Regions from separate parts of the Homo sapiens genome. Here region 2 is linked to region 1. The links are chromatin contacts, found by Hi-C or POLR2A ChIA-PET in ENCODE. All regions are on one chromosome and are shown on one strand. The core of a region is the stretch at or near the end of the contact, and the rest is flanking DNA. Distances in the headings are between cores, read along the strand shown.

Evidence for each region. Hi-C counts contacts between places; a loop is a spot of excess contacts on that map. ChIA-PET counts read pairs that join two places held with the same protein, here RNA polymerase II (POLR2A).
Region 2: a map of HepG2 shows a loop between it and region 1 (3-fold over the local background). The contact joins two enhancer-like sites. A Hi-C loop is called at or near these places in 1 of 168 maps with a recorded cell type or tissue (HepG2). POLR2A ChIA-PET finds 5 or more read pairs at or near these places in 1 of 52 experiments (HepG2).

What each region holds. Positions count from the first base shown.
Region 1 is chr10:44,192,493-44,198,250 of GRCh38, reverse strand. No RefSeq gene overlaps it. Among named protein-coding and RNA genes, the nearest start is that of LINC02881, 97 kb to the left of the region's middle. RefSeq lists a cis regulatory region at 1,979 and enhancers at 1,895-2,064, 3,745-4,244, 4,245-4,746. Within about 2 kb of position 2,635, at least 4 of the 41 ENCODE cell types and tissues checked have a DNase peak (open chromatin) inside an H3K27ac peak, as active enhancers do.
Region 2 is chr10:44,233,900-44,238,983 of GRCh38, reverse strand. No RefSeq gene overlaps it. Among named protein-coding and RNA genes, the nearest start is that of LINC02881, 56 kb to the left of the region's middle. RefSeq lists enhancers at 3,573-4,226, 4,227-4,881, 4,882-5,084. Within about 2 kb of position 2,088, at least 2 of the 41 ENCODE cell types and tissues checked have a DNase peak (open chromatin) inside an H3K27ac peak, as active enhancers do.

The DNA of each region.
Region 1 (5,758 bases), core at 1,386-3,885:
ATTTGGGAAGATTAAATCCCCTTAATCATGAGAGTGAGAGACCATTCTCTGCAGAGAAACTCCCTAGTCCGAGGGCTAAGGGAGTTTCTGTGACAGGATGAAAACATTTATTTGAGTGAAATTTTCTTCATAGGTGAGAATGGAGGAGGACTTTTGTTGAGACACACATCCCAGAAGACAGCACCTGGGCCAGCAATGACACCCTGCCTCCCCTAGCCCCATTGCTGCATCCTGGAGGGTCCTGAAAGGTCCCAGCCTCCCAGGGGCAGGAAGGGAAGGCACCTTGGCCACAGTTGTTGGAGCTGAGACCACATGATTTTCCTGGTGTGTCTGTCTCCAACTCTTACCTACCACTTCCTGCCTAGAAAGTTCCAGACTTGGAACCTGCGTGAATGTGGCCCTTGTCTTTTGCTTTGCCCAGGGGTGGGTTGACATGATTTTACATGTGGGAGACCCAGAAGTCACATGATAGATGTCAAGAGTCAGGAGGAAGAAGACCCTGGGAAGGGAGAGAGGGAGGCAACAGCTATGTGCACATCACAAGGCTTGGCAAGATGAGGGGCATCCTCCAGTCGGATGGCCGTAGTTCTCTGCTTTCCTTGCATTTGGAAAAAAGAGTCCAGTAAGCTTGCACCTTAAGAAAAGGCAATAGTGTCGATGCACTTGGACAGAAGATTGGTATCCTATTGCGGAGGCTGTGAATGCCCAGAAGACTAAGCCCGTCACCGAGGTCTCCTCAAAAGCACTTCTGAGCAAGCTGCATTGGTGCCTCCCTCTCCCTCCGCCTTCCGACTTCCAAATTCTATCACCTCATGTTTAATTTCACGTTGTCAAGGTTAACATTCTTCTTTTCGTTTGTATAGTTTATTAAACACTTGTATCCTGCCATCTCTGTGCCTGGTGCTATTCTAAGCACTTTAGAAAAACTAGCCCATGGCCAGGTGTGGTGGCTCATGCCTGTAATGCCACCACTTTGGGAGGCTGAGGTGGGAGGATTACTTGAGCCTCAAGAACAGCCTGGGCAATGTAGTAAAATGCTGTCTCTACACAAATAATAAAGAAAAATTAGCCAGGCATGGTGGCATGTGCCTGTTGTACCAGCCACTTGGGAGGCTAAGGTAGGAGGATTGCTGGGCGGTCAAGGCTACAGTGAGCTGATATCGCACCATTGCACTTCAGCCTGGGCAACAGAGCAAGACCCTGTCTGAAAAGAAAGGAAAACAAAACAAAACAAAACAAAACAAAACAAAAGACGTATTAGCTCATATATAGAATCTAACAAAGTTGATCTCATGGAGGCAGAGAGTAGAATGATGGTTATCAGGGGGTTGGGGAGTGGTACTGGGGGATTGGGGAGATGTTGATCAAAGGATAGAAAATGTCAGTTAGATAAAGGAATAAGTGGATGTATAGTGTTCCTACCACAAATATCATATCTAGGTGGGGTGATGCACATGTTAATTAGCTAGATTTAGTCATTCCACAATGTATGTACACTTCAAAACATCATGTTGTACTCAATAAATATATATATAATATTAGCTATCAATTTAAATAAACATTTTAATAACTTAAAAAACAAAATATCAATTCAATCACTTCTCTGACAAGAGTCCTTGCTGGAGTTGCTGTTCCTGCCCTCGTGCTCTGATGAGGAAACCTGAGGGCGCAGAGGCTGAGGCCTTGCTGAAGGTTGCATGCCTGCTGGCTCCGGTGACAGCTCACGCTCTTGTGACCTGCAGGCCAGCTCTCCTCTCCTCCTCTCTGCCTTCAGCCCCGCTCACCTGCTCTCCCTGCACTCCCTCCAGGGACTCTTCTCATCCCCAGATCTCCACTAGTTCCTTTCTTTCATCACATTGATGTCTATCTTGTGCCAGGCCTTGTGTACAAGCTGGGACCCACCACAAGCTTTTCAGACTTGGCTGGCGCCCGGTGGGCTCCCAGTGCAGAGGGAAGCATGTGAGTAACCAGGTGTCACTGCCCCTGAGGTCTACTCAGCACCTCACAGCCCATGGATACCTTGCAGAATTAGTACAAGCTGTTCCTTTCTCCAAGCACATAGCAAATCCCATCACAATGTGTACCTGTGACAACCCCAAATGTGAACTGCATTCTGTGTGAAGCCTCCACAGCTGCAGGTGGAGACCTACAGAAGGGGCATATGGGTTGGGGGCCTGTCCAAGCCTGGGGAAGGGTCAGCCACGCTTCTCACTGGAGAGCACCTCTGCAAAGTGCCAGCTTAGCCGTTCCTTTGTGATAACAATAGTGGAGCGTTCTATGCCCTTGTCCACACCTGGGTGTTTACAGAGGAAAATCACTAAAGAGCATTTGTGACTATGACCACATAAATACTGTTCGTGACAGAATCCACACTCAGTCCTTGGGCCACTGTAAGGAGCATGACTCTAGAGCTGGACTTGAACTTGGACACCAGAGTTCTATCTGCTCCAAAACCATTAAGTTATTCTGCCTTCCAGTTTGCCAGGATGGGCTGGCAAGTTGTTTCAAAAGTAAACACAGCAGAGTCTTTTATTTTTTTAAGCAATGTTAGATGTTTCCTGTTCCAAAGTGCACACCGCAGCCCCTGGGCTCCATGCCTGATTTTCTCCAGGGCAGACATCTGGAGGATGACTCAGAGACCCACAAAAAGAGATGTCTGCAGGCTGGGCCCTGCAACCCTGGGCACCCCAGTGGGATACCCCAGAAGTGAGCAGTTATTATCTCTTGTGTTGACAGTGGCATGTGCTGGAGCCATCCCTAAAGACTAGAGGGAAGGAAGGAGAGGCCCCCGGCCCCTCCTGAGAGGCCACTTAACTTCCCCAGCCACTGTGGGTCAAATGGCTTTTCTTGTTATCTGGAGGCCTGGACACTCACACTAGTGCCCTTATCCTCTTCCCTCCACTCGCTCTCTTTGTTCTAAGCCTTTCAATGCTGGGTCCCCTGCTTTGTGGACCATATAGGGATCTGGGCATTTTCACCTCCCACCTCCTCTGGTTCGCTCCTCTATCTCTCTCTGCGAGAGAGGGAAAAGAAAGCAGAGTGAGGACTCAGGCACCACACAGATAAGCCTGTCTGACACGCCTGGCTCATTTTCTGACAGAACAGCAAAAGGATGGAATGGCTTCAGCTCTGGGTTCACCTTGCCTGACTCTTCTTCCAGAAAATTGAAAGCAGCAGAGGACCCACAAGATTACTGTCATGAGCCCCCAACAGTCCTATTACAGAGGGAAAGAGCAACTGAGGCCAGGTTGGAGAAAGGACCGCTTCCCAGTGTGGGCTGAACTTGTCCCACAAAATCCATGTGTTGAAATCTTGATCCCCATTTCACAGAATGAGACTGCATTTGGAGGGAAGACCTTTAAAGAGGTGATTAAGGTAAGATGGAGTTGTTGCGGGGGCCTAATCCCATATGACTGGAGTCCTTATAAGAAGAGGATATTAGGACACAGGCACACACAGACCACGTGAAGATACAGGGAGAAGGCAGCATCTGCAAGGCAAGGAGAGAGGCCTTAGGAGAAACCAACCTTGCAACACCTTGATCTTGGGCTTCCAGCCTCCAGCATGGTGAAAAAATACATTTCTGTTGCTTAAGCCACACAGCTGGTGGCTTCTTGTTATGGCAGCCCTAGCAGACTAATACACCCCTAAATTACACAAGAGGAGGTGGCAGTGGAGAAGTCCCTGGGGCTGACCCCAGCTTTCTGCTCTGTCCCACTGCCACTGTTTCATTGTCACTGGAAGCATTTCTCTTCTCTTTTAGGGAAGCATGCAGCACATGTATACACACATGCACACACACACACACGTGCATCCTGAAGGATAAGTATGTAGTTATTCAGGTGGAGAAAAAGAATAAGAAATTATGTAAAGGAAAGGAAACAGCTCCAGCAACATGTGGGGGAGCTGCAGCCCTGTGGGTGGGCTCAGGAGAAGCCCCCCAGCTCTAGGCAACCTTAGGAAAAGCTGGAGAGGGTCAGGAGACCAGGTGAGAGGCAGGCAGGGTGGGACCCAGGCACATCCAGGTTCCAAGGGAGGATCTGAGACTTCATCCTGCAAACAATAGGTTCCATAAGGGATTTTAGATGGAATGACGTGGTCAGCTTCAGTCTCAGGCTGAAGAGGAGACCTGGACGTTGGATGGAGCCTGGAAGCAGACTGCCCAGTAGCCCCTTCAATGACGGCCTGGGTAGCAGAGCAGCAATAGTGAGCTGAGGGCCTGTGAGGCATCCTGCCCTCCCTGCCTCCTTGTGGCCCCCCAGAGCAAGTGGGACAGTCCCAGGGAGGGCAGGTGGCTCTGCAGCCGCACAGCAGGGGACCGTGCAGCCCCTAGGGGAAGGAGGTGGCACCCAGCCCTGTGGATTATTTTCTATCAGAGCTCAAAGAGGAAAGCAGTCTGCAAAGTTGAAGAGTAGTTGAGATCTCATGTGTTTGAAAGCAATCCCTGTACAAAACACCAAGAGACTTTATAGAAACATTAGGAGGCAGCAGCTTCCCTGTTGGTAAGAGTTCACTCTCAAATAAAATCCACATGTTATTTATGTTCTTTGACCCAGCTGTTAGCTCCCTATAGATATTGAGATATAAGAATAATCTGGTAGTAATATTATTCCATTTGGAGTGGATTCTTTGTTCTTAAGCTAAAAGGTGATTAAGGGAAAGATCCACCAGGAGGTATTAAGGGGCTTGAGTAGCTTGGATGAAGATGGGTGAGGTAGCACATAGAAGCCATCCACACAAGATTGCAGAAACAGTAGAGCTGCATGTCTAGCAAGTCTTTATTGCTTTTCAATAACATGATAACATTCCTATAAAAGTAATTTATAGATGGACTCAAGGCAAAGCTGGGAAGCTGAGCCTGTGGGTTTTAGAGAAGAACCCACAAGCTCCAACCGGGAATTGTATTGGGTTTGTTTTTCACGGTTGAGGCCGCTGCTCTTTGCTCTCAGATTTCAAACTGAGATGCACTGGCTGCATGCTAATGCAGGAGCAGCAGCCCAGCTATGAGCTCCATGAGTCAGGAAGGAACCTAGAGAATTTTCACATTCCCAGGTTCAAAACTGTGCAGAGGCAGGTGATTGCCAGGAACTTTGTGTTTGGTGAAGTGATGCCCTTAAGGGAGGAGGCTGGGACCCAATGCACATGGGCCTCAGGGACCCAGCAACTGGGAGCAGCCAGGCCCCGCAGGTTGGCATTTGCCTTTACTTGTGGGCATGCGTAGACGTGGGAGTGGTTTCACAAATGGCATGAAGTGAAACAGGCAAATCTCACCTATTTTCTGACAGCAGCACTGTGATTCTTAATATTGGATAGGAAACTAGAGTTTGTGGCTGATGTAAAGGAGTAAATCTAGTCTGAGAATAGGAAATAAAAAGCCTGGTTATTTGGTAACATGTACCTTAGACCTCCAGACCTTGGCAGGCTCAGGCGTGTTGAGGGGAGCACCCAGGCCTGAGAACTGTGTGTGCAAAGGTCCTGGACAGAAAAGAGTTTGGTTGGCTTTAGGTGAAGAGAGAAGACCGCTGTGGCTGAAGCCCATTGAGTGAGAGTGTCCAGACAGAAGATGGAGCCTCAGCCTTCAAGGCATTGTGGGCCATGCTAACAGCTGACGGAAAGTTATCTGCCGTGGTGTGGGCAAAGTACAGAGAGCAGGACCAATGAAATCATTCTCCAGAGGCCCCGGCAGTGCTGAGAAAGCCTCAGGCTTGGGGACAGAGCCACTGGAAAAGAAGACCCTCCCTTCTCTGGACCCAAGCTC
Region 2 (5,084 bases), core at 839-3,338, 41 kb before region 1:
GAATGGCGTGAACCCCAGGGGGCGGAGCCTGCAGTGAGCCGAGATTGCGCCACTGCACTCCAGCCTGGGCGACAGCGAGACTCCGTCTCAAAAAAAAAAAAAAAAAAAAAAAAAAAAAGACATACAACCTGTGAAAAAAGAAATAAATAAAAGAAGCCTGCCAGGTAACCCTAATCTCTTTGAGGATGAAAACCAAGAATATTAGTGCAGCCTGTGTTTAGGATGACATTCACCTGGCTTGCCTGGCAGTGTCCTGGCTTATGCCTGAGGCCCTGGTGTAATTCTCAACAAGCCCTGTCCAATGATCAATTACATGGCAGCTTCTCTCCTGCCTCCAGGCCTCACCCCTGCTCTTTCCCTCTGGCTAGAATGCTTTCTGTTCACCTTTCACCCATTCCTTGGGTTCCAGGTAAAACATCATTGACTCTGCACGTCTGCCCTTTACTTATCCCCACACCAGGAGGGTCCCTCCTTCAACTGGCCCAGGAGCACCTTGTCTGTCTCTTTCCTTCACCTTCCCAAGCCAGCTGGAGACTCAAGGGTGGTGATTGTGACCATCCCTTCAGTTTCAGTATGTATTGAAATGTGCTTATCTTATCTTTCAGGACACAAGGAGCCTAAACCACCCACCATATAGATGAGGGGACTGAATATTTAAGGGGCCCCTCCAAGGCTGCCTGCCCAGTGACTGCCAGAACCAGGACCAGAATCCACGAGAACACCGATTCAGGATTCAGACTCCCCAGGTTATTCTGATGACTACACTATTTGATGGGGCTTTGGGGAAATGATTCCAAATATAATTTCCCATTCCTTGGGTCTGGGTCTGATAATTCAGAACGTGCAAAAGATTTAATTTAATGTCATAGGCCTTATGGACTCTCCTGGAAGTTTACTTTCTCAAAAAAATTCTGAATGAATAAAAATCTTATTAGCAGAGAGTTCTGGGTACTAAGCCTTCCTTTTTTCAGTATAGGCTAGAAGTTAAAGGTATTCTCTCTGTTAATAACTGGGCATTTGTCCAATATTGATGCATCACCACTGGCCAATGAAACCTCCCCTTCCCCAACAGTGGTGTTCTGTGTAGATACAGGCCTCTAGAGCAAGCACAGATGGAGGTGGAGCTGTGGGGTCACACCATCCTGAGTGGCGCAGTTCCAGCCCTGTAACTCCTGGATGTGTGACTTGGGAGAAGTTATCAACCCTCTCTAGGAGTGAGGTTCTCATCTGAAAAATGGGGAACTACTAGTGCCTAAATTAAAGGACTGTTTTCATGATTGAATAAGATAATTCATGCAAAATTGTTGGCATGCAGTGGGCACTCAGTAGATATCAGTTCTCTTCTCTTCCTTCTTTTCTCTGCCACCTTCTTCTTCTCTTCCTCCTCTTTCTCCCTGCTTTCCCCTCCCCATGCCTCCTTCTCCTTCTTCATCTCCTTCCTGTTTTCCATCTCCTTCTCTCTTCATCCTTCTTCCTTTTCTTCCCACTTCCTCCTCTGTCTTCTTAATGATAGCCTTAATAATAGACCCACATCTTCTGATAATCAAGATTACTTTCTATCAGCCATAGAAAAGCAACAGTGCATGAACCAAGAAGTAGTGGGCTAAGAGATGTGTTGCTTTCAAGGTAAACTCATCCATTTCATTCCATCTGAGCCACCTTATGGTTCAAGATGTTCTTAATTACTTCTTCAGTTTTTTACACTCTTCCTAAGACATGAGTACCATAACTAAAGTATCTAGGTGTGTTCCATCCAGAAAAGAAAAGATTACCCACCTGCCCTGGAGCCATGTTGGGCTTCCTGTAGAGGAGCCCCAAATAGAATGCTCTGGGGTCATGAGATCACTTATTGACTCAAGCAGAGCCTGTGGAAAACCTACACACTAAAATGAATTATCTCAAAACAACAAGTAGAGGGCAAGGTTGCCGAGGTCAGGTTGTGCTAGCAAACCTGGACCTACACCACGGGGGAGAGTTCAAACGCAGTTCCTATGGCAAATATTTGCCTGATGTTTGCTGTTACCTCAGCTCTTGCTTTGTTTATCTGAAGGTCACGTCACCTTTCAAGTTCCCATCTGACTGGCAGCTGGAGGCCCTGGCGACCACACAGCTGGACAGATGTTAGGAATCTGGGCCGCAATGCATGAGCTACACTTTTGAAACAGATTCCCTAGGGCCATGGTCTGGGAGAGAAGCAGGCAAACCTCTTTTGGGACTCCATCCTTCTCTCCCCAGTCCTTGGTGAGTAGCCCTGCAACCAGGCTGCATTTACCTTCTCTCCATAAAGATTATGGTATTGACTACCATTGGACAGCAGGTCCCTAGAGTGAGTTTACTGAGAAGTGGGTGGAGTTTTCTGAGCCAGCATGAGCATCAAAACAAGATTTTGTAATATTGCTGGCTAGGATGAAGACATAGCCCTGACCCCATTCACTGTGTGCTTTAAATCCGGGTACCTATTAACAACATCAGGTCTGAGGAGAGGGCACCCACAACCTCCAGCACTATAACAAATCCTCTGAGCAGCACCACAGGTCTTGTCAAGTGAAGGTGAGGTCTTCACAATAGTTAACTCTTCACAGAGTAGTCTTTTTTTTTGAGACAGAGTCTCGCTCTGTTGCCCAGGCTGGAGTGCAGTGCATGATCTCTGCTCAGTGTAACCTCCACCTCCCAGGTTCAAGAGATTCTCCTGCCTCAGCCTCCTGAGTAGCAGGGATTACAGGTGCCCGTCACCACGCCCAGCTTATTTTTTATTTTTAGTGGAGACAGGGTTTCACCATGTTAGCCAGGCTGGTTTTGAACTCCTGGCCTCAAGTGATCCACCTGCCTCGGCCTCCCAAAAGTGCTGGGATTACAGGTGTGAGCCACCACACCCGACCTCACAGAGCAGTCTTTCTAAGGAATACAGGAAACATGATGAGAAGGAGGGAGAGGAAGCCAGGATGAGGTCTAGACTCCTAGCCAATCTTCCTCTCGGTGCCGCTGCAAGGCTGTGCCCTGGAACAAGCACTGGCTTGAGATTTACCCAGGTCTAGGCTGGAACCCCAGTCCTGCTCCTCACTAGCTAACCTACTTGCCCACTGTAAAGCTCAGTTTTCTTTTCTGTAATTTGGTGATAATGCTATACAGAGAATGCTAAGGGTTGAAATAGCCGATTTCTACGTAAATCACCCAGCACATGGCGCACAGATGATCACCCCAGCCCTATCCCCTCACAGAGCCCACTATCCTGAGCTTGCCAGATAAACAGAACCCTTGTCTAGCAGCTAGGATGTGGACAGTGAGTTACAGTTAAGGAACCAAAACAAGAACCGGGGGAAAGGCATTGGATAAAGTTTCCATTAGCAATGGATCTAAGAGCAGCCTGGGTCATACCTGGAGCTGCGATGACATAGCCAGGCTCTTCTTTGAGAGCAGGTGTCAGACATGACAAATCAGGGCCCCAAACCAAGCAAAACCAGGCCAGACCTAGGTCAGCGCTGTACCCTGACCCTGGAAGTCAGTCCGTCCAGGGGCAGGTAGGGGCTGTTGGGTGTGATGAGCTGCTCATCTCCTGGCTCTGCAACACTTGCACACGTTCTCCAAGGCTTCTTCTCAATGTAGAAACCTGTAGGCTCTGCTAACAATTTCGGTATTTGCCCGAAGATTAAGAAGTTCCCAGTAAAATAGCTAAAAGGGCATAATTGGATGGTTTATTACACAAAGGATAAATGCTTGAGGGAATGGCTACCCCATTCTCCTTGATGTCATTATTACACATTGCATGCCTATATCAATACGTCTCATGTACCCCATAAATATGTACACCTACTGTGCACCAACAAAAATTAAATAAAAATATATTTAAAATAACAATAGAAAAGAATTTCTCCAGGGTTTTGCCACCTCTGAGGATGAACAGTGCTTCAACAGGGAGTAACTCTGAGCTAAGCCTCCTGCAGCCTCAGTTACGGTTTTGAATGAATTCTGTTCTTCGTTATTTATACCTTTGTTACCAGACTCCAGGATAAGAATCTGTTCAAGGAAACTAATTACACACAACTGTAAGAAACACTTTTAGGCATTAAATCCTTTGAATTCTCTTCACAATGAGATAGATACTTGTGTTTTCCCAGTTTTACATGTTGAGAAAACAGACAAGGAAGTTAGGGAATGCACTCAGACTACCAAGCAGTAAGCTGCCAAATCAGGCTTCAATAGCAGAAGAGTGAGATTCCAGCTCCCAAATACGTAAGCATACAGAAATCATGAGAAACAGCTGAACACAGGAGGCCCATTGGTCATCTCACCATGTTTTCAAGACGGAAGAGAGGTAGCTTTGCTCCAAGCTGCCAAACCCTCACCACTTGGCTCTCAAACTACACCAGGAGCTCCCTGCTGGTACTCTGACAGCCCAGGCTTGCATAAGTTCTTGCATGTTGTTCAGCCTAATGATGCCTCAAAGGCTCTGGCCATGAAAAGGGATAGTAGAACCATTATTTTTAACCGAGATGTTCATCAAATTGACTTGAGAAAAGCAGTTTCATTTGCACACACAACACGGTGTTGGCAGTGGGTTGACGGTGGTACAGCAAAGACGTTTTTGTTTTCTTTTGTTTTTCCATATAGAACAAGCAGCCACTGCAGGGGAAAAGCCTGCCCTCCTTCCATGCAGGTTAACAGGAAGAAGAGAGGGGCGGGGCCAAGATGGCAGAGTGGAAGCAGCAGCGTTTAGAGGCTCCCGTCCAGTGACAAGAGCGAAACTCCATCTCAATAATAATAATAATAATAATAATAATAATAATAATAAATAATGAAAAAAAAAACCATAATAAGCGGGTGAGTCCTTCACCGGCAACCAGCGTATCCAGGTTCTCTCATCAAAATTGTCTAGAAGTCTGGCGTTACCCACGCAATGTGGTGTGCCGCCCACCTGAGAGCCACAGAAGGGGAACCCCCTCCCCCCACCAAGGGAGGTGGTGAGTGAGCGCACTACCCAGCAGGGGAAACTGTGCTTTTTCCATGGAACTGTGCAACCCACAGATGGGAAGTTTCCACTTTTGAACCCATGCCACTGGGGCCTAGTGTTCCAACCCCGCAATGTG